3 separate regions of the Homo sapiens genome follow, and all the other regions are linked to region 1. The links are chromatin loops, found by intact Hi-C in ENCODE. Cell type or tissue: dorsolateral prefrontal cortex. All regions are shown on one strand.

Region 1 (8,000 bases):
CCGTAGGTCGGCCAGGGTCTACGGGACACACCCAGCAGCCCAGGAGATCCTGCTAGGCGAGCGTATCCAGGGACTGAGTCAGAGACCATTTGGAAAAAACTGGAAAGAAGAGGTGAGCACAGGCACTGCCATATTGAGCCCCATGAATTCAAGCCAGAATGGGACCCCCGCCATCTGGAAAATGGCATTGAGAGAGCAAGCAGCCTGCTGGCTCTGCCTCTAATTAGCAGTGGATGAGTGACCTGACCCTCTCTGAACCTCAGTTTCCTCATCTATAAAATGGGATAAAAAAGAATAGTATTTACTTCACAAGGTTGTTTTAAGGATTCAATCGGGGCCGGGCACAGCAGCTCATGTCTGTAATCCCAGCACTTTGGGAGGCCGAGGTGGCTGGATCACCTGAGGTCAGGAGTTCAAGACCAGCCTGACCAACATGGTGAAACCCCATCTCTACTAAAAATACAAAAATTTGCCGGGCATGGTGGCAGGCACCTGTAATCCCAGCTGCAGGAGGCTAAGGCAGGATAATTGCTTGAACCCAGGAGGCAGAGGTTGCAGTGAGCCGAGATCATGCCATTGCACTCCAGCTTGGGCAACAAGAGCAAAACTCCATCTTAAAAAAAAAAAAAAAATTCAGATGGATTATGTAAAATGCCTATACAATGCACGGCAAATTGTTTAAGAGCTCAAACAACTTCAGTCATGTAAGAGAAAGAAAAGAGAGGAGGGAGAAATGATGGAGCCAGGTGACACAAAAGCAGATGTCCCAGTCCCCTGGGGGCAGCCCAGTCAGATATGCTGGGAGTTTGGACCTCCTAGAAAAGACACAGAACTTTAAGGCATCTGAACTTTAGCTTCCCCTTCTCAAAATGGACTTCTGAGTTCTTCTGGTCCAACCCCTTCGTTTTACAAACGTTCTGCATCTTGGAAAGAAAGGCCAAAGACCCAGAGAGTTGGCAGAGGCAAGTACAGAGAGGCGGCCAGTGGGGACAGGGCTGTGGAGGTGGGCCAGTGCAGCAGGCTGTGAGCCCCCTGCTCTCCTCATTCTGGGGAAGAGGATCTGCCTTCATCTGCACCCCGCCACCCCCCACCACCAACACACACAATGAGGGGGAAATGGCAGGCTGGGGAGACCCATGAAGCTGGCAGGAGGAACACTGGGCAGGGAGGGGCCAGCCCTGTGCTGGGCATTTCAGCACTGGGCTCAATACTCATGCAGCCTGCGAGGGGGTCTCTGCAGTTTACAGATGAGGGTATGGGTGCCCAAGCCCCCTGAAAAGCTCTTAGAGCCAGAACCGGAATACTATTCTGTGTGACTCTAAAAATCTCTGCCCATTCTTATGCTCACTAAAGTCTGAGAAAAATTTAAAAATTAAAATTAAAAATAAATTAGGCCAGGTGCTGTGGCTCACGCCTGTAATCCCAGCACTTCGGGAGGCCGAGGTGGGCGAATCACCTGAGGTCGAGTTCGAGACTAGCCTGGCCAACATGGCAAAACCTCGTCTCTACTAAAAATACAAAAATTAGCTGGGCATGGTGGTGGGGTGCCTGCAATCCCAGCTACTTGGGAGGCTGAGGCAGAAGAATTGCTTAAACCCAGGAGGCGGAGGTTGCAGTGAGCCGAGATTGCGCCACTGCATTCCAGCCTGGGAGACAGAGCAAGACTTTTTTTTTTTTTTTTTTTTTTAAATAAAATCTCTGCCCTGCCTCTGCCTAGGAATTAAAAGGCCTGTATTTGAGACCATCACTACTACATCACTAACTGGTTGCAAGCTTGAACCAGTTCTTTCTCTCTTACCTCAGATTCCTTCTTTAAACAGGGAGGGTAGATGCCACCACGGCTGAGCCGCTGAGCCGCTGAGGGTCCCCTCCCAGCTGGAGCTGAGATTCTTGAGATTCTAAACAACCGCCTCCCTACACTGAGTCAGAAGGAAAGCCTGCTGGGCCTCTAAACCAAACGCCCCCGGGCCTCTCATCTAGCCTTCCTGGCCCGGGCACACGGGACAGCACTACCCCAGGCTTTGCAGTGCCTGGCTGGCCTCCCTTCAAGGGTGGTGCCCATCTGCCCAGTTTTCTAGCCCGGGTGGGAGCCTGGGCCTCAGCCAACACCATTCTCTGGGACCTAACTCCACTCCGTGATTTGGGGAAAAAAGCCAAGCAATGGACTCAATTAGGAGCCTCCAAACCATCAAGGCTTCCCCACAGGTTACCATTTAGGCCAGCGCTTCTCAAGCTCAATTTAAGAAAAAAATGTTTAATCTGCTGCTAACTTAATACTTCTGTAAAATTTTAAAAATATATACTATATAATACTAGTGGTTACACAATATTGTGAAAGCACTTACTGCTACTAAATTGTACGCTCAAAAATGGCTAAAATGGTACATTTATATTATCTATATTTTACTACAATTTGTTTAAATTGAAAAAAACGAAATGAAAAAGGTGAAATTCCAGCCTCAGCTTTGTTTTAATAACATTTGACAAGACCTTGTAAAATTGTTATAAAAGTTTCTAAATGCTTACTTTCAATTTCTGTACTTATCTCGCTGCAGACCAGTAAAAGTTTGTATGCTGGCAGCAATCCCCGAGCTATACTTTGATAGCACTGATCTGAGCTGCTAAGAGGGACTCTGGCTTTACAGGGCCTCTCAGGAGACCTTCTAAGAGCACAAGGTTCCTGTACCACGACTCCCTCCAGCAGGCATTTCTGGACACCAGGCTGGTCAACCCCAAGCAGCTCAGGGCAGGCACACTGCTCTGATGTATGGCTGACACCTACTTATGCCCCAGCTGTCCCCAAGGGCCTTGTTGATGTACAGTGGTTTTTATTTATTTTTTTGAGACACAGTCTTGTTCTTGTTGACCAGGCTGGACTGCGATGGTGTGAACTCGGCTCACTGCAACCTCCGCCTCCTAGGTTCAAGCCATTCTCTTGCCTCAGCCTCCCAAGCAGCTGGGATTACAGGCACCCGCCATCACGCCTGGCTAATTTTTGTATTTTTAGCAGAGACGGGGTTTCACCATGTTGGCCAAGCCGGTCTCAAACTCCTGACCTCAGGTGATCCGCCCACCTTGGCCTCCCAAAGTGCTGGGATGACAGGTGTGAGCCACTGCGCCTGGCCAATGTGTACTGTTATTAAAGTGTCCCTGTCAGTGGCCAGGAGAATGGTGATGTCCCTGATAACCACAGGGAGTCATGGGGTGGGGTAGCCTGGATTGGGGAGGTAAAAAGTAGAGAGGTGACTTCTTTGCTTCTATTCCCTAAACCAAACTTGACCCAAGCATTATCTCCTACAGGAATTCATCCTGGGCCTGCATCCTGAGGAGCCCCTATCTGTGTCCCACAGCAGAGGAGAGCACAGGTCTCCCTGTATTTGTATTGAATGGGTAACATGGTAAATTAGGAAGTGGTGCCTGTTCCTGGGAAGATGAGGGAATGTACTGTGTGCCTTGGTTGTAGGGTATGACTGGATTTCAGGCCCCACATCTCCTCAGTGGGATCTCCTGTGCAGGGTACAGTCTGCACACTGTGAGCAGGGGCTGTGATGGGTGCAGCTGCAGGCCCATCTCCACCAGGCTGTTGGGGACTGGAGAGATGGCAATGGTGTTTAGATGTTGCATCCTGAGGGGTCTCTGCCTAGGTGAGCAACAGAAACGCTGGCTTAAAAAAAAAAATCTAGGCCAGACACGATGGCCCATGCCTGTAATCGCAGCACTCTGGGAAGTTGAGGCTGGTGGATTGCTTGAGCTCAGGAGTTCGAGACCGGCCTGGGCAACATGGTGAAATCTTGTCTCTACAAAAAATACGAAAATTAGCCGGCCATTGTGGCATGCACCTATAGTCCAAGCTACTCTGGAAATTGAGGTTGGAGGATTGCTTGAGCCAAGGATGTTGAGGCTGCAGTGAGCTGTGTTTGCACCACTGCACTCCGGCCTGGGTGACAAAGAGAGAGACCCTGTCTGAAAAAAATTCTAGACACTGGGGCTCCAATTTTATTTTTTTATTTACTTTCATTTTTTAATTATTTAGAGACAGAATCTTGCTATGTCTCTAAATAAATAAGGCTGGTCTCTAACTCCTGGCCTCAAGTGATCCTCCCTCCTCGGCCTCCCAAAGTGCTGGGATTACAGGTGTGTACCACCACACCCAGCAACAGGCTGGCTCCAATTTTAGAAATTCTACCTCCAAAGGTCTGAGGGTCCTGAGTCTCATATTTTGAAAAAGTACCATGTGATCCTGATACCCAGCTGGTGTCTGGCCCATAGAGGTGCCAGCAAGTGTTTGGTGACTGGGCTTAGAGGTACAGTACATCTCTGGAAGGAGACACGGGAGACAGCTAGGTGACCTGGGAGGGAGGGAGATTCACTTTTATTATACGTCTTTTTTTTTTTTTTTTTTTTTGAGACACAGTATCGCTCTGTTGCCCAGACTGGAGTGCGGTGGCGTGATCTATGCTCACTGCAACCTCTACCTCCCGGGTTCATACCATTCTCCTGCCTCAGCCTCCCGAGTAGCTGGGACTACAGGCACCCGCCACCACGCCCGGCTAATCTTGTTTTTGTATTTTTAGTAGAGACGGGGTTTCACCGTGTTAGCCAGGATGGTCTCAATTTCCTGACCTCGTGATCTGCCCGCCTCGGTCTCCCAAAGTGCTGGGATTACAGGCTATTACACGTCCTTTTATACTGACTGGACTTTTGATCTAAAAAACAGTTTGGCTGACTTGGAGTGATGGAGTTACTAGTCTCTGTGTCAGGGACTGCAAATGCTGGGCCTCCAGCAGGGGCAGGGCGGATCCAGCGAAAGACAGAAGTGGGTGGGCCCAAGGGGATGGAGAGCTGCAGAACACAAGTCCCGCCTCAAGGGGGCAGCAACTGCCCAGAGTCCGCTGACGGCCGCTGGGTGGGACTGCAAGCCCAGGGTTGCCAGATCTGTCAGCTTTTTTCAAGATAAGCTTGAAATCAGATTTTCACATGGAATTGTCAGCTAATTCAACAATTTAAAACACAGCATGGGCTGAATGCAACATGCCTATGGTTCAACATTGGCTGCAGGCCACCAGTTTGTGCGTTCGGATCCAGGAGGATTCCATTAAGGATTGTGCACCTCAGAGCCATCTGCAAAGCTGGTGCAGACCCTTCATTTGCTTCTAGAAAATCGGGTTTACTCCACATGGGGTCCGCAAAGGATGAGGACAAAGCCAGTGCCCTGAGGTAGACCGTGGGAGTCACCCACCCACTCATCATTATTTAATCCAGCACATTAACCTCCCACCACGAGCCAGGAGATCCAGTGGTGAATGTGACAGGAGGAGTCCCTGTTTTCAGGGACCCTGTGTTCTAGCTGGGGAGACACTTGAATTAATGAGTAACACTTGTGATACATGAGGAGTTGCAGTACAGCATGGGGGTTAAAAGTCTGGGTTTGAGTCCTGACTCTACTGCTTGCTAGTTGTCATTTTAGGTAAATCCCCTAATCTAGGTCCAGTTGCCTTACTTCTCGCCTATGGAATGGCCATGATAACCTCATAGGGCTGTTCTGGGGATTCACTGAGACAATGCAAATAATTATTAGTTGCTGCTATTAAATAGAGAGCTGTGAGAGCAGGGAAGAGGGGAGGCTAGGCTTAGCATGGGGACTTCCCCATCCCAGTGAATACTGGGGCTTTCTGCCAGTGAGGGGAGCAGGAGGCCACAGGGATTGGAAGCTCCAGGCCCAGGAGAGGCTCAGTCCTTTTCTGCTGAGATGGCTGCTATGAGGTAGCTGGCTCATTTCCTGTCTGTTTTTTCTTCCTATGGATCCAATTTCAGCAGCCTACTTGTCTCAGTAGGATATGGTGCCCAAGGACTGGGCAGGTACTGCTCTGCTCTTGGCCACGATGGAAGCAGGCCAGGCCTTTCTAACTATGAACCAGAGCCCTTCCATGAAGCTGCTGCATTTTGGAGCTCATCAAACCCTACAACTAAGTTTTAAAAATCTAAGTGCATGTACGAAACAAGTCAGAAACCCTTTCCTACGCCCTTAAGTACAGAATACCAGCTTCTGCTGGCAGAGGCCTCAGCCACAGGGACATTTTGGACCTTCGTTTCACCTGGGCAAAAAGGGAGGAGGCAAGTGTCAAGAGACTTGGCTCACCAGCAATGTGTCTGGGTCCTTGGAGTTCAGCTCTGTGTCTATGACATGGTCTCTGATCTCAGGTGGTCTGCAATCCAACCCTGTAGAGAATCAGTCTTGGATTTGGAAGGGAACTTCTAGGGCATCTAAGTCCAACCTCCATCCAAAGGGGGAAGCTTTTCTATAAGAAACTTGGCCTTGCCAGGCGCGGTGGCTCATGCCTGTAATGCCAGCACTTTGGGAGGCTGAGGCAGGCAGATCATGAGGTCAAGAGTTCAAGACCAGCCTGGCCAACGTGGTGAAACCCTGTCTCTACTAAGAATACAAAAATTAGCCAGGCACGGTGGTGCACGCCTGTAATCCCAGCTACTTGGGAGGCTGAGGCAGGAGAATCGCTTGAACTGGGGAGGCGGAGGTTGCAGTGAGCCAAGATCGTGCCACTGCACTCCAGCCTGGGCAACAGAGCAAGACTGTCTCGAAAAAAAAAAAAAAAGAAAAGAAAAAATTTGGCCTTTATCTTCTGTATTCCTAAATGAACCACATTTAACAGTGATTCAAACAAATGAATTCGCAGTAAGGTAGCCAAACTGTCATCTGGGTGCACAGGTTTACCGGGACAGCTAAAACATCACTGAAAATCAGAATTCTCCACTGGGAGAATGATACAGAGTAGACAGGAGCACCTTTATAAAGGTGCTGGGGGTGGGGGATGAGACCTCACTCCAAGGCATGCAAGGATAAGAGGCCCTGCCTTTTTAAGGAGGTGGGAACGGCTGAATAGTAGGGCTTTCATTTGCTGAGACTTGTGAGCAGGTCTGAGGCAGAGGGGAATTGTTCCGGGCAACGAGGGGATGCTGAGCTGTCAGAGCAGCCCCCCTTCCTGTGCAGGGCTTAGAGCAGATCTGCCTGGGTAAGCTTCTCCTACTAGCTTAGGACCTTGGGTACGTTACTCTGCCTGTTCACTTCTCTATGGTGGAGAAAATGAACACGATGCCTGGACGTTAAGTGCTCAGTAAATAGTAGCACTGCCATTTTCCCAAGTGGAGTGATTTCTTTCTCCTCCAGCTTCCCAAGTTTAGAGCACATGTCCCAGTTCCTCAGTGCAGTGTCAGTCACATGGATTGCTCCAGAGCCCAGCAGGCCCTCCCACCTCATCCCTGTGCTGCCCCAACAGCCACCATGGCCACCGTAGCCTGAACGGCAGCCACTCTCCAGTCAACTCACCCTGCCTCCACTTTCTCTTCCTTAAAATGGTTTTGTTACTGACCACTGCAGCCCCCCACATTCAAAAGCCTTCAAAGAGCCTCCACTGCTTAGAATAAAAAAATGGGGAGGGGGCCTGCCTGGAGGGCCTGCCAAAGGCCATTAACTATGGCAGGTTCTCTGTGCACGTGGCAATCACAGGCTTACTAAGTGTTTAACAATTAAGTGCTTTATTGGGGTTTGGCTTGGAAGGTTCATCTGACTTCCAAAAGGACAAGCTCATGTCCTTTCTCCTCTCAAAGCTTCCCAGACCACAAAGCCCTCTGTGGTCACTCCTTTCACCAAAGCACTAAAGCACCCTGGTGAGTACAAGTATGTGGTCGAGAGCCTCACCCTCAGGTAAGTAAGCATTCTACAGCTCTCCTTCCCCTCACATGGGCACGTGATATGCTGGTCCCACCCCATCTTTTCTCCATCCCTAGCGCAAAGGCCAGTGTGGAGCACAATCTAGGTGCTTGTCAAATGTTAATTTAAGGGCCTCCTTCACGTCCTTCAAACCTCTCTCCACTGAGCCCAGTCAACCATAAGGCCCAAGTACAAAATCCTCAGGAAGGGACAAGCCTCATTTTCCATTCAAGACAAAAGGAATGGAGTCTGCTCCTTGGTGACAGCCCCAACT
Region 2 (8,000 bases), 250 kb after region 1:
GCAGTTCCTGTCCTCCAAGGGCTAAGAACATTGGAGTATGAATACCAATGGCTGAAGGCTCTGTTGAGCCACTTAGCTTTACTCTTGAAACTTGGAGCCAGGCCAGGCGCGGTGGCTCACCTTGTAATCCCAGCACTTTGGAAGGCCGAGGTGGGCGGATCACGAGGTCAGGAGATGGAGACCACGGTGAAACCCCATCTCTACTAAAAATACAAAAAATTAGCTGGGCGTGGTGGCGGGTGCCTGTAGTCCCAGCTACTCGGAGAGGCTGAGGCAGGAGAATGGCATGAACCCGGGAGGCGGAGCTTGCAGTGAGCCGAGATCGTGCCACTGCACTCCAGCCTGGGCGACAGAGCGAGACTCCGTCTCAAAAAAAAAAAAAAAAAAAAACTTGGAGCCTATGTTTCTTCATCTGTAAAACAGGAATAATAATATCTACCTTCATGAGTTGCAAAAATTAAATTATGTTATTATTATAAATCATAATATGCACAAGCCATACTGTATGAAACTCAAATTAAAATGTGCAAAGACTATAAAATATCATAAAACAAATGTGAGTTATGACAATGAAATCTGTGTTTTAATATTTTCCCAGTAGCCGGGTGTGATGGTTCATGCCTGTAATCCCAGCACTTTGGAAGGCCGAGGCGGGCGGATCACCTGAGGTCAGGAGTTCAAGACCAGCCTGGTCAACATGGTGAAACTCAGTCTCTACTAAAAATACAAAAATTAGCCAGGTGTGGTGGCAGGCGCCTGTAATCACAGCTACTTGGGAGACTGCGGCAGGAGAATCGCTTGAACCCGGGAGGCAGAGGTTGCAGTGAGCCGAGATCGTGCCACTGCACTGCAACCTGGGGGACAAGAGTGAGACTTCGTCTCAAAAAAAAGAAAAAAATTTCCCAGTAATATGATGAATTAGATACCCGAGTGATCCTTCTGATGATAAAAAACTAAATTATTGTATAAAGTTTTTAATTTTTTTTATTATGTTGCTGAGCTGCATGAAAGTAAGAAATAAGCCCCAAAATGAAGTGAAACCAGGAACTATGGAAAAAGGAAAGTAAATACCAACATCGTGTTTAACCCTCAGGATGCCTGCCAAACCCCAGAGACCTTAACATCCTCCTTTCATGTTTGCATAGGATACCTGGGGGACAGGAGATAAATCCCAAGGCTTCTCCAAAATGGGAACTCTTAATAGGAGACCCCGGAGGGTCATAACTACAGTGTAAGAGCTAAGGTAAAATAAATCGGCTGGGCGTGGTGGCTCACGCTTGTAATCCCCGCACTTTGGGAGGCTGAGGCAGGCAGATTGCTTGAGCTTACAAGTTGGAGACCAGCCCGGGCAACATGATGAAACTCCTTCTCTCCAAAAACTATAAAAAATTAGCTGGGTGTGATGGCGTGTGTCCACCAGGAGGCTGAGGTGGGAGGATGGTTTGAGCCCAGGAGGCAGAGGTTGCAGTGCGCTAAGATCATGCCACTGCACTCCAGCCTGGGCAATAGAGCCAGACTTTGTCTCAGAAAATAAATAAATAAATAAATAAATAAATAAACCATAGCGCTCAGATGGGAGGTCCAATGAAATCTTCCTATATCAACTCTGGCCCTGGAAAGAGAAGAAAATAAAATCACCTTTAAGAATTCATAGCTTTTGGCTAGGCGCGGTGTCTCAAGCCTGCAATCCCAGTACTTTGGGAGGCCGAGGCGGGCGGATCATGAAGTCAGGAGATCAAGACCATCCTGGGTAACATAGCGAAACCCTGTCACTACTGAAAAAAAAACAAAAATTAGCTGGGTGTGGTGGCATGTGCCTGTAATCCCAGCTACTCGGGAGGCTGAGGCAAGAGAATCGCTTGAACCCGGGAGGCGGAGGTTGCGGTGAGCTGAGATTGTGTCACTGCACTCCAGCCTGGTGACAAAGCTAGACTCTGTCTCAAAAAAAAAAAAAAAAAAGAATTCATAACTTTTGGCTGGATGCAGTGGCTCATGCCTATAATCCCAGCACTTTGGGAGGCTGAGGCAGACGGATCACCTGAGTTCAGGAGTTCAAGACCAGCCTGGCCAACATGGTGAAACCCCACCTCTACCAAAAATACAAAAATTAGCCGGGAGTGATGGTGCACACCTGTAGTCCCAGCTACTTGGGAGGCTGAGGCAGGAGAATCGCTTGAACTCGGGAGGCAGAGTTTGCAGTGAACTGAGCTCACACCACTGCACTCCAGCCTGGGTGACAGAGCAAGACTCCATCTCAAAAAAAAAAAAAAAAAAAAAACTTCATAACTTTCCAAGAAACAAAGAGTTCATAACTTTCAAGCCAGCTCTCTCATGAAATCCCAAGTCAAATCATATTACTATGTAATCCTAAAATCCTCAGAGAATTTAAAATTTAAAGTGATATGAGTTGGTAGTACTAGCACATTATTGACAGAAATCATTTCAAATTGTCTCTGAAGAAACTCAACTTCAACACAAGTCTAAAATAATTCCCACAGATTTCCAAACAACATGAGCAGCTAGTGACAAAAAATAACTGAACACAAGATAATAAGGGACCATGAGAAAGAACAAGCAGGATTGGGAGGCGGTGGAAACAGACCTTCAAAGATATTGAAATTATCAGACAGAATAAAAGATAATCTTGCTTAATATGTTTAAGGAAATAGGCCAGGCATGTGGCTCACACCTGTAATCCTAGCACTTGGGCGGTTGAGGCGGGCAGATCATTTGAGCTCTGGAGTTCCAGACCAGCCTGGGCAACATGGCAAAACTCCGTCTCTACAACACATACAAAAATTAGCCGGGCATCATGGCACCCACCGGTAGTCTCAGCTACTTGGGGACCTGAGGCAGGAGGATAGCTTGGGCCCAAGAGGTGGAGGCTGCAGTGAGCCGAGATCACACCACTGCACTGTAGCCTACGTGACAAAGTGAGACCCTGTCTCATTAAAAAAAAAAAGAAAAGAAGGACAGAAAGAAAGAAAGGACTTGATACTATGTGTTAGCAAGTAAATTTCCAAAAGAACCAAATACAATTTCTGAAAATGAAAAAATTATGCTAACTGAAATGGAAAACTCAGTAAACAGACTCATCATTAGGTTAGAATTGTTGAGATAACCATTAAAAAAACCAGACCTAGAACCAATAACCTCCAAACTAACAGTGGGGAAAAAAATCAATGTTTAAAAAAGTGTTTTTTAGGCTGGGTACGGTGGCTCACACCTGTAATCCCAGCACTTTGGGAGGCCGAGGTGGGAGGATCACTTGAGGTCAGGAGTTTGAGACCAGCCAGGCCAACATGGTGAAACCCCGTATCTACTAAAAATACAAAAATTAGCCGGGCATGGTGGCACATGCCTGTAATCCCAGCTACTTGGGAGGCTGAGGCAGGAGAATCGCTTGAACCCAAGAGTCAGAGGTTGCAGTGAGCCGAAATCACGCCACTACACTCCAGCTTGGGCAACAAGAGTGAGACACCATCTTAAAAAAAAAGTAGTTTTTTTTTTAAGAGAAAGGGAAAGTACAGCAAATAGAATGTACATTACAAATGAGTGAAATAAATAAAAATATAGCAATATCTACAAGTGGGCTAAATTCTCCAAAGATAAAGGATGTCAGACTAAATAAAAGAATAAAATCCACTATTAATATGTTCTGTTTACAAAGACAAATCTAAAATATCAGGACATAGATTGGCAAAGTTTAGAAAAAGAAATACTTGGCAAAAAAAAATGAGGATGAAATAGCTATATTGAAGCTAAAAGCATCACTAGAGATAGTTTCTACCTAATGATAAAAGTTCCATTCATCAGAGAAAGAGATAATATTTCTAAACTGGCACACATTTAATTAACACTGCCTGTCAACACTTCACTGTCTTTATTACTGTAGAATTAAATAAGTGAACCCTTAACATCATCCTTGGCACATAGCAAGTGCTTAATAAATGTCAGTGATAGCAGCAGCAGGAACATACTCTGTGACTGGTGAAGCCATTTGACTTCTATGAGCCTTAGTTACCTCTTCTGAAAAGTGGCCATAATAATAAATTATTTTTTCAAGTTGCTTTGCAAACCAAATGAGAATAATGTATGTGAAGATGTTTCATACACTACAGAGAACAATATAAACGCAGAAATCGCTGCTCTTATCAGTTAACTGGTATTACAAGCAGCAGTGTCAAGGTAAGCAACCATCTGAGCAGTCCCCAGGTGAAACAGCAGCTCTGAGGATGTCCAGGTGTGCGCAGCAAGACCAGGCAGCGGGGCGGCCCCCTATGCTAGTGAAGCTCAGGAAGAGCCCGTGGGCGAAGTGGTATCAGGAAAGCTTCTTGGAGGGTGAAGCCCGCCCTCTGGTGGATAACCCTTGTTCAAACTCAATCAGACGAGCTTTCCAGAGGTCCTTGGGGAAACCGTTCCTCAATCTGAGTCTCACATCTCCCCAATCCCATGGTCTTGCTTTCTGCAGATCTTCTGGGGTAGGGTGGGATAATTTTGGAAACAAAATTATTGTGACCTGTGCCTCATGGTGCCAAGCTCACCTAAACTCAGAGTCCTTCCGTTAGGGGCAGTCTTTAAACGGTAAGCAATTTACCATAGGTCCCCACAGTGCACCACTAGCCAAGGCTTGGACTCCCATCTCCCAGTGACCTATCCTTTTTAGATCACTAGGAATGGCAAGCGTGGCCTCTCTAGCTCAACCGACCAGGCTCGAAGGTCTGGAGTGACTATTGTCCATCTGCGTGTCCTGCATTAAACTGGAATGGCCTGACCTTTACACCCCACCTCCTTCAATCACCAGATACAGGCTGCCCTAGGAAGGGTGGGAGCTTGGCTGAGTGGGCTCTCAGCCACTGAGGCAGACCCTGAAGGAGGTGACAGCGGCAGGCCATCTGCTAACTGCACCCCCTACTAGTGGGCAGCAGTGGACACCATTGAAAGCTGCTGTCTACAAGAACCCGCCCATACACACTGAAGGCGCAGCCCCTTCAGAATTCCTCTGGCCCTCTTCCCAAGAGGGAACTTAGTGGAGGAACGCCAGTGGGACGAACTACAGCCCCCACCACGGCAGTCCGTCCTGGGGCTGCAGGTGATGGCCCTCATCTCCCTCCTCCTCCATTGGTTCTAGACTCCCCTCACCCTCAGCTGCCACTTCTGCTGGCCTCAGTGGCTCACGTGGTGGTGGGATCCAGACCTTCATCCCCAAGAAGCCTGAGCCCCTGGTCATCACGCCCTTCTCAGGCCAGAGTTGCATGACCTGTCCATTTGCAGTTATAGTGGAACAAAGGAACACCAAGAAGCACCTGAGCAGATCACCCTGGATCCACAGGGATCCTTCTTGCCCCCACTGTATAAGAGCAGCCTTATTCCTATTTATAATCAGGGTGAAACACCTGTGCCAATGCCAAGACAGGGGTGCCAAGACCCTGCTTCTTTTTTTTTTTTTTTTTTTTAAGACGGAGTCTCCCTCTGTTGCCCAAGCTGGAGCGTAGTGGTGTGATCTCGGCTGACTGCAACCTCTGCCTCCTGGATTCTCATGCCTCAGCCCCCATGTAGCTGGGACCACAGGCGCGCGCCACCACACCCGACTAATTTTTGTATTTTTAGTAGAGACAAGGTTTCACCATGTTGGCCAGGCTAGTCTCGAACTCCTGAACTCAGGTGATCCATCCACCTCACCCTCCCAAAATGCTGGGATTACAGGCATGAGCCACTGTACCCAGCGACCCCTGTTCTTGATGGCTAGTCCTGGACACAAGCAGCTCAGAGCACCCAGGAGGTAGACACTGGTTATAATTTAATGCAGATCTGTTTTTCTTTTTCTTTCTTTTTTTTTGAGGGTAGGGGGATGGGGGTCTTACTATCTTGGCCAGGTTGGTCTTGAACTCCTGGCCTCAAGTGATCCTCCCACCTCGGCCTCCCAAAGTGCTGGGATTACAGGCATGAGCCACCATGCTCAGCCCTTCAATACATATCTTTTTGGGAAAAATGTGCCCCCTTGTAGGACCAGGACCTCTAACCCTGCAGAGCCCAGAGTTGCAGGGCTGGCAAGTACAAAGTCTCCCTCTGGGCCACTGGAGTAACAGTAAGTGGGGTCACTCTTCCTTCCACCCCTTGGTTCCTGTACTCCTTTTTTCTTCCTGTACATCTTTCTTCTTCTCCTTTTTTCTTCTCCTGTACTTCTTTTTACTCATCCAAGGAAGGGCCTGCTGCCCATCTGCAGGGAGAGTAGGCAGCTGACTGCCTATGGCCATCACCTCCCTCAGGGTCTGCCTCAGCTGCTGAGATCCGCCTTCCCCAAGGTCATGCTCTTCCCAGGGCAGACCACCTCTGGTGATTGAGGGAGATGAGAGTACCAAGTTCTGGCCTTTTGACCCAAAGTGGGACACTGATGGGCAATCCTCACTCCAAAGCATCGGCTGAGCAAAGACCTTTATCTTTTTGTTTTCTTTTTTTCTTCATTTTCTTAAAACAGAGATGGGGTCTTGCTACATTGTCCAGTCTGCTCTCAAGGTCCTGGGCTCAAGTGATCCTCCCACCTCGGCCCCCCAGAGTGCTGGGATTATAGGCATGAGCCACCGTGCCAGCCTGAACAAAGACCATGTAAACATGGCATTGGGTAAATACAAAAATTAGCTGGGTGTGGTGGTGCACACCTGTAATCCCAGCTACTTGGGAGGCTGAGGCAGGAGAATCACTTGAACCCGGGAGGTGGAGGTTGCAGTGAGCCGAGATTGCGCCACTGCACTCCAGCCTGGCTACAGAGCGAGACTCTCTTAAAAAAACAAGTCTTAAAGGAGGGGAAGGAGTCAGCAAAGCACGTAACTGAAGGAAAAGCATTCCTAGCAGAGTCCACAGGCCCCCAGGTGGAGCGTGGTTGTTGTGTTAGAGGAACAGACAAGGAAGACATGTGCATCTGGACAGGGAGGATGGCAGGCGGGGAGGGCAGGGAGCTCACAGGGCGTGGCCACGGGAAGCCTGCAGGCTGCTAAGGATTTGTCTTTATCTCGAGTGAAATGGGGAACCTTTTTCAGAGTTTTGAGCAGAGAAGTGACATGACTGATATATTTTTAAAGAATTGATCTAGAGTGGCATTGAGAATAGACTCTATGCAGGATGAGGTTAGAAAGAGAGAGACTTACTAGAGACTACCACAGCTGGGTGCGGTGGCTCACGCCTGTAATCCCAGCACTTTGGGAGGCCCAAAGCAGGTGGATCACTTGAGGTCAGAAGTTCGAGACCAGCCTGGCCAACACGATGAAACCTCACATCTACTAAAAATACAAATATTAGCTGGGTGTGGTGGTGGGTGCCTGTAGTTCCAGCTACTCAGGAGGCTGAGGCATGAGAATCACTTGAACTGGGAGGCGGAGGTCGCAGTGAGCCAAAATTGAACCACTGCACTCCAGCCCAGGTGACAGAGTGAGACTCCATCTCAACAAATAAAAATAAAATAATAGAGACGACTACAGTCCCAGGCAAGAGGGGACGGTGGCATGGACCAGGGCAGAAGGAGTGGAGCAGGAGAGAGTGCTCTAAATCTGGATGGATTTCAAAGATACAGCCTACAGATGCTGATGTATCAGATGTGGAATGAAAGAGAGAGAGACAGGTCAAAGGTTAGCCAAAAGGTTAGCCCTGGCCTGAGCAATTGGACAGGTGCTGAGTTAGGGAAGGTTTGAATGAGATGAGGAAGTCAGTGGCAGAACAGGTTTGTGAAAGAGCGAGGTTTTTCCGTAGTTTTGGACATGGGAATCTTGGGTTTCCAGATACTAGCATTACTTTAAGGCCAACATCTAGTACTTCCTAAATGGTCTGAATTGCCCCTTCCTTCTTCCTTGGGGGAAGTTTTACAGTACGTACATGTGGCAGTGCTGTGAGGTCCTTCTTTAAGGGACCTGGCCTCCTGTTCAATCAGAGCTTCAGGTCTGTGGACTGGCTGAGATCTGGAAATCAGCTGAGAGGCTGAGATGCTCCTTCATGACAATTCAAGTCAG
Region 3 (8,000 bases), 200 kb after region 1:
TACTCAAAAGAGCTGAAAACTTATGTTCACACAAAAACTTACACAGGAATGTTTATAGCAGCTTTATTCATAATTGCCAAAACTTGGAAGCAACCAAGGTGTTCTTCAGCAGGTGAATGGATAAATAAACTGTGGTACATCCAGACAGTGGAATAGTACTCTGCACTAAAAAGAAACGAGCTAACAAGTGATGGAAAGACATAGAGGAAACTTAAATGCATATAATTAAGTGAAAGAAGACCATCTGAAAAGGCTGACATACTGTATGATTCCAACTATATGACATTCTGGAAAAGGTAAAACTATGGAGACAATTAAAAAATTAGTGATTGGCCAGGTGCGGTAGCTCACGTCTGTAATCCCAGCACTTTGGGAGGCCGAGGCAGATGGATTACTTGAGCTCAGGAGTTTAAGACCAGCCTGGCCAACATGTGAAACCCCATCTCTACTAAAAAATACAAAAATTAGCCAGGCATGGTGGCACACGCCTGTAATCCCAGCTACTCAGGAGGCTGAAGCAGGACAGTTGTTTGAACCCAGGAGGCAGAGGTTGCAGTGAGCCAAGATCATGCCACTGCACTCCAGCCTGGGCGACAGAGCGAGTGAGACTCTTATCTCAAAAAAAGAAAAAAAAAAAATTAGTGGTCAGTGGTAAGCAGGGAGGAAGGGATGAATTGGCAGAGCACAGAGGATTTTTATGGGAGTGAAATTAGTCTGTATGGTACTGAAGTGGTAAATACATGTCACTATACATTTGTCCAAACTCCAAGAATGTACAACACCGAGTGACCATTAATGTAAACTCTGGGTTGGGGTGATAGTGCTGTGTCCACATAGGTTTATCAATTGTAACAAAGGTACCGCTCTGATCACCTAAGGTCAGAAATTCAAGACCACACTGGCCACCGTGCAAAACGTTGTCTCTACTAAAAATACAAAATTTAGCCGGGCGTGGTGGTGGGTGTCTGTAATCCCAGCTACTTGGGAGGCTGAGACAGGAGAATCGCTTGAACCTGGGAGGGGGAGGTGGCAATGAGCCGAGATTGGGCTACTGCACTCCAGCCTGGGCGACAGAGCGAGACTGTCTCAAAAAACACAAAAACAAAAAAACCAAGGTACCGCTCTTGTGGGGGATGTTGATAGTCGGGGAGGCTGTGCATGTGTAGGGGCCAGGGCTCTATGGGGTATCTCTGTACCTTCCTCTCGATTTTGCTGTGAACCTAAAAACTGCTGTAAAAAATAAAGGGTATTACTTTTTTTAAATCAATTTTTAAAATATTTTTTCTTTGTTTTAAGAAAACAAAGAAGCATTGTCTGGTATAATTTGTTAGCTCAGGTGGAAGAATGAAAAATTCCTGGAAGATCTTTGTTCCTTAAGATCTGCCACGGCTTCCCTGGGGAAGAACAAAATGGGAAGTTGTGTGTAAAATGAGGAGTTGGGATACCAACACCCACTACTTCCCAGACACTTGCTGTACGCTAATCCCTGTGCTTTTAGGAATTATTTCATTTGTCCTTTCAACAGCCAAATGAAAATGTTCCTATTGCATGTGTAAACCGAGAAGAGTGTCTAAGACAGGTCTCCATCAGTTTAGAGGTTTATTTTCCCAACGTTGAGCTGGAGAGGAAGGAGGAAAGAAAAAAAAAGGGAGGGTAGAAAAAATGAGACAAGTCTGGTTACATTGTTCTGAGGCTTTGCTGAGCCCTCACTGAATCCACATGTTGCATGTGAAAAGGAGGGGGTAGAGGAACAGTCTGTATTCCGGCTGGGTGCGAGTGTAGTGGCTCATGCCTGTAATCCTAGCACTTTGGGAGGGCGAGATGGGCGGATCACCTGAGATCAGAGGTTCGGGACCAGCCTGGCCAACATGGTGAACCCTGTCTCTACTAAAAATACAAAAATTAGTGGGGCATGGTGGCGCATGCCTGTAATCCCAGCTACTCGGGAGGCTGAGGCAGGAGAATCACTTGAACCCGGGAGGTGCAGGTTGTAGTGAGCCGAGATCGCACCACCGCACTCCAGCCTGCGCAACAGAGTAAGACTCCATCTCAAAAACAAACAAACAAACAAACAAAAATTATGTATTCCTCTCATGCTCAACGTGCTCAGTAAATCTACACTTTACATAAGATAAACACACAGCAGAGGAAGAAGTCAAATACGCATTCCTCTGGGGTGGGCGGTGGGACTATTTCTAGTCTCCTCTTGTCCCATACCCATCAAGATAAGATGCTCATTTACATTGTCAGGGTGAGGGAGGTCACCTGGGGAGATACCTATTTAAGAAGAGAAGGAAAGGCAATTGTTTATGTGTGACTCAGTTTCCAAACTTAACTTTCCCTTTTGGCACCGTGAGTTGGGGGTCCCAAGATCTTATTTTCCTTTCATACATGGAAGGTGTAAAAAGTAAAGTAGAGGTTCCTCTTCAAAGACTTTCCTCCCCATCTAATTAGGAATAAATAGTAACTTCTCTTAGAAGCAAAATTTATTCAAAGACCTGTGCTAACATTCTTAAATATCTGCTAGCCATAATAAAGAAATCAATATACTTTATGTTCTTAGCTTCCACAATTTAGCCTAAATATTTGCCCTGGCATGCTTATACTGGTCCAAGCAAGCATTAGGTCATAGCCTGTTCCTCTTCCTTATTTAAAAGTGTTTTTACCTTTCTCAGCATTCCATAAGTTACTTCCTCCTTCCTTTGTTCCCCTCTACCTTTGCCTCTTTTAAAAAGTTGTAAGTCTCTAGCCAATAGGGACAAATACAGAATGTGAGGTCAGGTTCCAGCCAATGGAAACCGGACACAGCAGTAGGGTGGACGCATCAGGTTATAAATGACCCTGTCTCCTTTGTTCGGTGTACTCTCGTGGCAGAACTGCTGGAGAGTGTGAAGTAAAAATGGCCTTACTAAATAAATTAAATTTATGTCCAAGTGCTATTTCTTTACTGCACCGAGGAACAAACATTTCAAACAAAGGGTTCAAACTTAGTATTATTCCCAGTTAACCGCTGAGGAAACAGGCTGAAGGATGTAGATTTTCCCCATCACTCAGGTCTGCCTGAGTCCAGACGCTGTGTCTAAACCCCCAAGGCAGATGGGAGTCCTTTAAGCCCCCTTCCAGTTTTGAGGGTCCTCTGTTCCATGCCTGGATCTGTTCCTTCTGGGAGCGCTGCTCTTTTGGGCTTTGGATCCCTGGAAGGACAGTGCTGTGCCCGTAGGGGACTGAGGAGATGACAGCCTGGCGTTTGACTTCATGCAGGAATTTCACACCTTCCCAGACCTTAGAGTGCAGGTGGAGGGTGTCTGGCAGAGAAGGCGCCAAGTACTGCCTGCTGGGGCTGGGAAGGACTGCTCCCATGGCAAGGGAGGCCAGCGGCTCCTTCTCCTGCCCTGGCCACCTGTTTCCTAGCCCTCCCCTCCCCACCTCTCCACCTCGGAATGCTAAATGCAAAGCTGGTGGGCTGGCTGGGTATTAATAACTCGACTCTGACAGACTCTGACGTCTATGCTGATAAGAAAGGCGTTTCCTACTGGAGCCAAGGCATCTGCATGCCTTCTCAGCCATCTCTCCAACCCCTCAGTGCCCCTGAAGAGAATGAGGGTGGCAGGATAATAATAGTAACCATAGCTACCCTGTTTTGAGTGCTGTAAGGTGCCAGGCCACCGTGCCAAATGCGTCACCCACATTGTTGCATTCAATCCTACAGCCATCCCTTCAGGTACTTTTAGTATCTCCATTTCATATATGAAACAACTGAGGCTTGTGAGAGGTCAAGTAATTTGCCGCAGGACGCACAGCAAGTGAGCCGCAGAGAGAAACTCAAATCCTATCCTCCAGCAGAACCAAACCCTCGTCTTCTCCCCCCTAGTGGGTGGTGAGAGCCAGAGGGAGGCACGCTGCTCCGGCTGGCTGGTGCGCAAGGGAAGTTCTGTGCCTGGTTTCTTCAACTTCCAGGAACAGAGTGGACTAGGATGCGGCAGAGAGGGAGGGGACGAGCTTCCAGGAAGCCGCCTTTCCGGTGGATGAACAGCAAGATCAGGGCTGTTGGCCCAGGCCTCGTGATGGCCCCAGGGGGCAGGGGCAGGGCCAGCCTGGGAGAAGGGCCCTCCCCAGGCTTCTAAAGCGAGGAATCGGGTAACAGGAACATCTGTTTCTGCCCAGGGAAGGTGAGGTTGTGCTTGGAGCAGGCAGGGCCTTTCCACCTCTGCCCACCTCCTCTCCTCTGGTCCCTGGTTCTCCATCCATCGCTCCTCCCCTCCTTTCAGGTGCTTGACATTTGGAGTCTCCCAGGAAATAGGGAAAATCACAGCGGGAGGAGAGCAGAGCAGCCCATTTGTCCGAGGCTCTCAGTCACAGAGGCCTCAAATTTAGGCTTTGCACCTTGGCATCTGAGTGGCAGTGAGGCATAATGGTTAAGCCTGCAGCCCCTGGAGCAAGATTCCTGCTGGGCGGCCACCCTCCCAGGGCCGCCACTTAATGCTGCCTAACCTTGGGCAGGTTCCTTAACCTCTCTGTGCCTCAGTTTCTCTGTCTGTAAGATAGGGATAAATAACTACTTCATAAGATTTTTGCAAAAATGCAATGAGTTGATAAATGTAAAGTAGATATTTCTGTAAGTGTGAAGCCTGGCACAGAATAAGCACTCTCTCAGTGTTAGCTGCTGTTTCCAAATGAAGTTACATACAGAATCATGGATAGAATGGAGAGAAGGCATCCATCAAAGAAATTTTCAAAAACAGTCCCCTGGCCAGACGCGGTGGTTCATGCCTGTAATCCCAGCACTTTGGGAGGCCAAGGCAGGTGGATCACGAAGTCAGGAGATTGAGACCATCCTGGCTAACATGGTGAAACCCCATTTCTACTAAAAATACAAAAAAATTAGCCCGGAGCAGTGGCACATGCCTGTAATCCCAGCTACTCGGGAGGCTGAGGCAGGAGAATCGCTTGAACCTGGGAGGCGGTGGTTGCACTGAGCCAAGATCGCGCCACTGCACTCCAGCCTGGAGGACAGAGTGAGACTCCGTCTCAAAAAATAAATAAAATAAAATAAAATAAAATAAAATAAAATAAAATAAAATAAAAAACTGTCTCCTATACCTACACCACTCAGCACAACCACCAACCCCATTTCACTCTATTTCCTTTAGATTTTTTCCTGTTCATCATTTTTATAACATCGTAACCATCATACGCTTAAAAGTTGTAAAACTTTGGCTGGGCATGGTGGCTCACGCCTGTAATCTCAGCACTTTGGGAGGCTGAGGTGGGAGGATTACTTGAAACCAAGAGTTTGAGACCAGCCTGGCTAACATGACAAAACCCCCTCTCCACTACAAAAGTTAGCTGGGTGTGGTGGTACAAGCCTGTAATCCCAGCTACTTGGGAGGCTGAGGCAGGAGAATCACTTGAACCAGGGAGGCGGAGGTTGCAGTGAGCCAAGATTGCGCCATTGCACTCCAGCGTGGGTGACAGAGTGAGACTCTGCATCCAAAGAAAAAAATAAATAAAAAGAGTTGTGTAACTTTGGGACTTTTTTTTCATTTAACGTTTTATCCTAAGCATTTTCTATAATAATTCAGTAGGTTTTTGTTGAGGGTCTACTATGCACCAAGCATTGTTCTAAGCTCTGAGTATACAGCAGCCAACAGAACAAAGCCCTTTTTCTCCAGGAACAGAACAGACAAAGCCCTTCTCTCAAGGGCTTGGTGACATTTCCCGCTGGGCATTGATTGCTACATGGTCTTAGAACTCATTCTTTTAAACTGAGGCCTAATTTCATACAGTAGAGTGCACACATGTGAAATGTGAAGTTCAGTGAATGTTCATGTGTGTAGTCACCCATGTAACCACCACCCATCTCAAGATACAGAACATTTCCAGTGCTCCAGAAGATTTCCTCACCTTCCCAGTCAATAACTACTTTTCTTCCCCTCATGTAACCTTCTGGCTTCTATCAACATAGATTAGTTTCACCTGTTTAAGAACAAGATCCACTCTTTTGAGAATGTCCATTTTCTAATGGCTGCAGAATATTCTATCCTATGGATATGTTGTTGGACACGTTTTACTTTTAGTTTCTCACTGTTATCAATAACGCTACCTTGGGCCAGGCGCGATGGCTCACGCCTGTAATCCCAGCACTTTGGGAGGCTGAGGCAGATGAATCACCTGAGATCGGGAGTTTGAGACCAGCCTGGCTAACATGGTGAAACTCTGTCTCTACTAAAAATACAAAAAAAAAAAAAAAAAAAAGCCAGGCATGGTGGCACGCGCCTGTAATTCTAGCTATTCAGGAGGCTAAGGCAGGAGAATCGCTTGAATCTGGGAGGCGGAGGTTACAGCGAGCTGAGATCACGCCACTGCGCTCCAGCTTGAGCGGCAAAGCGGGACTCCATCTCAAAAATAATAATAATAATGCTACATTGAATGTCACATTTTAAATCACTTCCTTAGGCTATAGACTCTCAGAAGCAGGACTGACTACTGAAAGCGTCTTGGTAAATACCGACAGATTGCTTTCCTGAAAGAGTGTGTGGCACCCACAGTGAATGTAACTGGAGGGGCAAGCTATGGGTGCAGCGCATCCCTACAGTGTCCAGCTCAACTCAATTGTCTACCTCCCTATCCCTGTTTGAGCTTGAATACTCACATATAATACAGTGGTCTGGAAGGGTGTCTCCACGAGAAGTCTGAACGCCTTGAGAAAGATCCACAAGACTCTCTTGTTGAAGTTGCCATAATAGGGAGTTTGGGCCTCAACTTTACAATGTCAAAACTCTAACTTTTTGTTTACATTAAGAGAGGATCCACCCTTGGGCTAACAATAATGAACCAAAAGAGTCTGACTCAATCATAAAGCAGATAACAATCTGTGAGTTTATAAAGATAAATTTATCTGTCAAGTATGCAAGAATGTGAGTATATCAAAAGACTGGTGTGTCCTCCCCTTGTTAGAAAGCCACAGGGGAAGCCAAATGATCAACAGAAAATTTCTTGGTGTCTCAGTCTGAGTCAGAAAGCAGAGAAGGAAGCCCTGGAATGTGTAGAGAGGGCACCCTTATCTTCAGCTCAAAAGACCTCCTCAGCTCTGAGCCTATAAGGAGCAGTAAGTTTTCCTTAAGTTCAGCAGTTCCTTGGCTATTCCTCCTTCCCACCCCAAACTTCCAAACACCAGATCCTGTGCAATCTCCCACCTGCCCTTAAATCTATTTCTTCCCATCGCCTCATTCACAGCCTGGTCCAGACCACTATCATCTCTTGCCTAAACCTTTGCAATTCATCTCTCCTTGCCCTCTTGCCCACTCTTGATCCAGTCTCCATCTGCCAGCTAGAGTGATCTTTTTTTGTTTTTGTTTTTTGAGACTGAGTTTCACTCTATTGCCCAGGCTGGAGTGCAGTGGCACAATCTCGGCTCACTGCAATCTCCATCTCTCGGGTTCAAGTGATTCTCATGCCTCAGCCTCCTGAGTAGATGGAATTACAGGCATGTGCCACCATGCCTGACTAATTTTTGTACTTTTAGTAGAGACAGAGTTTCACCATGTTGGCCAGGCTGGTCTCAAACTCCTGACCTCAAATGATCTGTCTGCCTTGGCCTCCTAAAGTGCTGGAATTACAGGTGTGAGCCGCCTCACCCAGCCTAGAGTGATCTTTTAAACTGGACATATGAGCGTGTTTAAAGTCTCTACTTAGTTGAATGTGTTGGCTCATAACTACAATCCCAACACTTTGGGAGGCCAAGGCAGGAGGATCACTTGAGGCCAGGAGTTCAAGTTTAGCTTGGGCAACATAGCAAGACTATGTCTCCACATAAGTAAATAAACAAATAATTAGCTGGGTATGGTTGCATGCACCTGTGGTCTCAGCTACTTGGGAAGCTGAGATGGGAGGATCGCTTGAGCCCAGGAAGTCAAGGCTGCAGTGGACTGCGATCGTGTCACTGTACTACAGCCTGGGCAAAGAGCAAGACCCTACCTCAAAAAAAAATAAAAATAAAA

What was found. A loop is a pair of places that touch in the nucleus more often than their neighbours do. Peaks named below come from ENCODE experiments on the same cell type or tissue, not always from the same donor. Only the 100,000 strongest peaks of a DNase experiment are listed, where the experiment ranks them.
Region 2: it touches region 1 in a loop (2.2-fold over the local background); 17 of 110 quality-filtered maps call a loop at or near these places.
Region 3: it touches region 1 in a loop (2.2-fold over the local background); 4 of 110 quality-filtered maps call a loop at or near these places.

Annotation. Positions count from the first base shown.
Region 1 is chr1:25,890,716-25,898,715 of GRCh38, forward strand. It overlaps a transcript of STMN1 not described here. Among named protein-coding and RNA genes, the nearest start is that of STMN1, 12 kb to the right of the region's middle. RefSeq lists enhancers at 1-395, 1-406, 407-910, 4,703-4,997, 4,916-4,965. In dorsolateral prefrontal cortex, CTCF peaks have their summits at 4,861 (motif pointing right) and 5,066; DNase peaks (open chromatin) are centred at 1,936 and 4,856; H3K4me3 peaks cover 2,415 bases; H3K27ac peaks cover 7,489 bases.
Region 2 is chr1:26,140,941-26,148,940 of GRCh38, forward strand. No RefSeq gene overlaps it. Among named protein-coding and RNA genes, the nearest start is that of FAM110D, 14 kb to the right of the region's middle. In dorsolateral prefrontal cortex, CTCF peaks have their summits at 4,352 (motif pointing left) and 4,555; a DNase peak (open chromatin) is centred at 4,341; H3K4me3 peaks cover 373 bases.
Region 3 is chr1:26,090,940-26,098,939 of GRCh38, forward strand. No RefSeq gene overlaps it. Among named protein-coding and RNA genes, the nearest start is that of PDIK1L, 17 kb to the right of the region's middle. RefSeq lists an enhancer at 2,423-7,313. In dorsolateral prefrontal cortex, no CTCF peak of the experiment used is centred here; a DNase peak (open chromatin) is centred at 3,949; H3K27ac peaks cover 2,310 bases; H3K27me3 peaks cover 1,345 bases.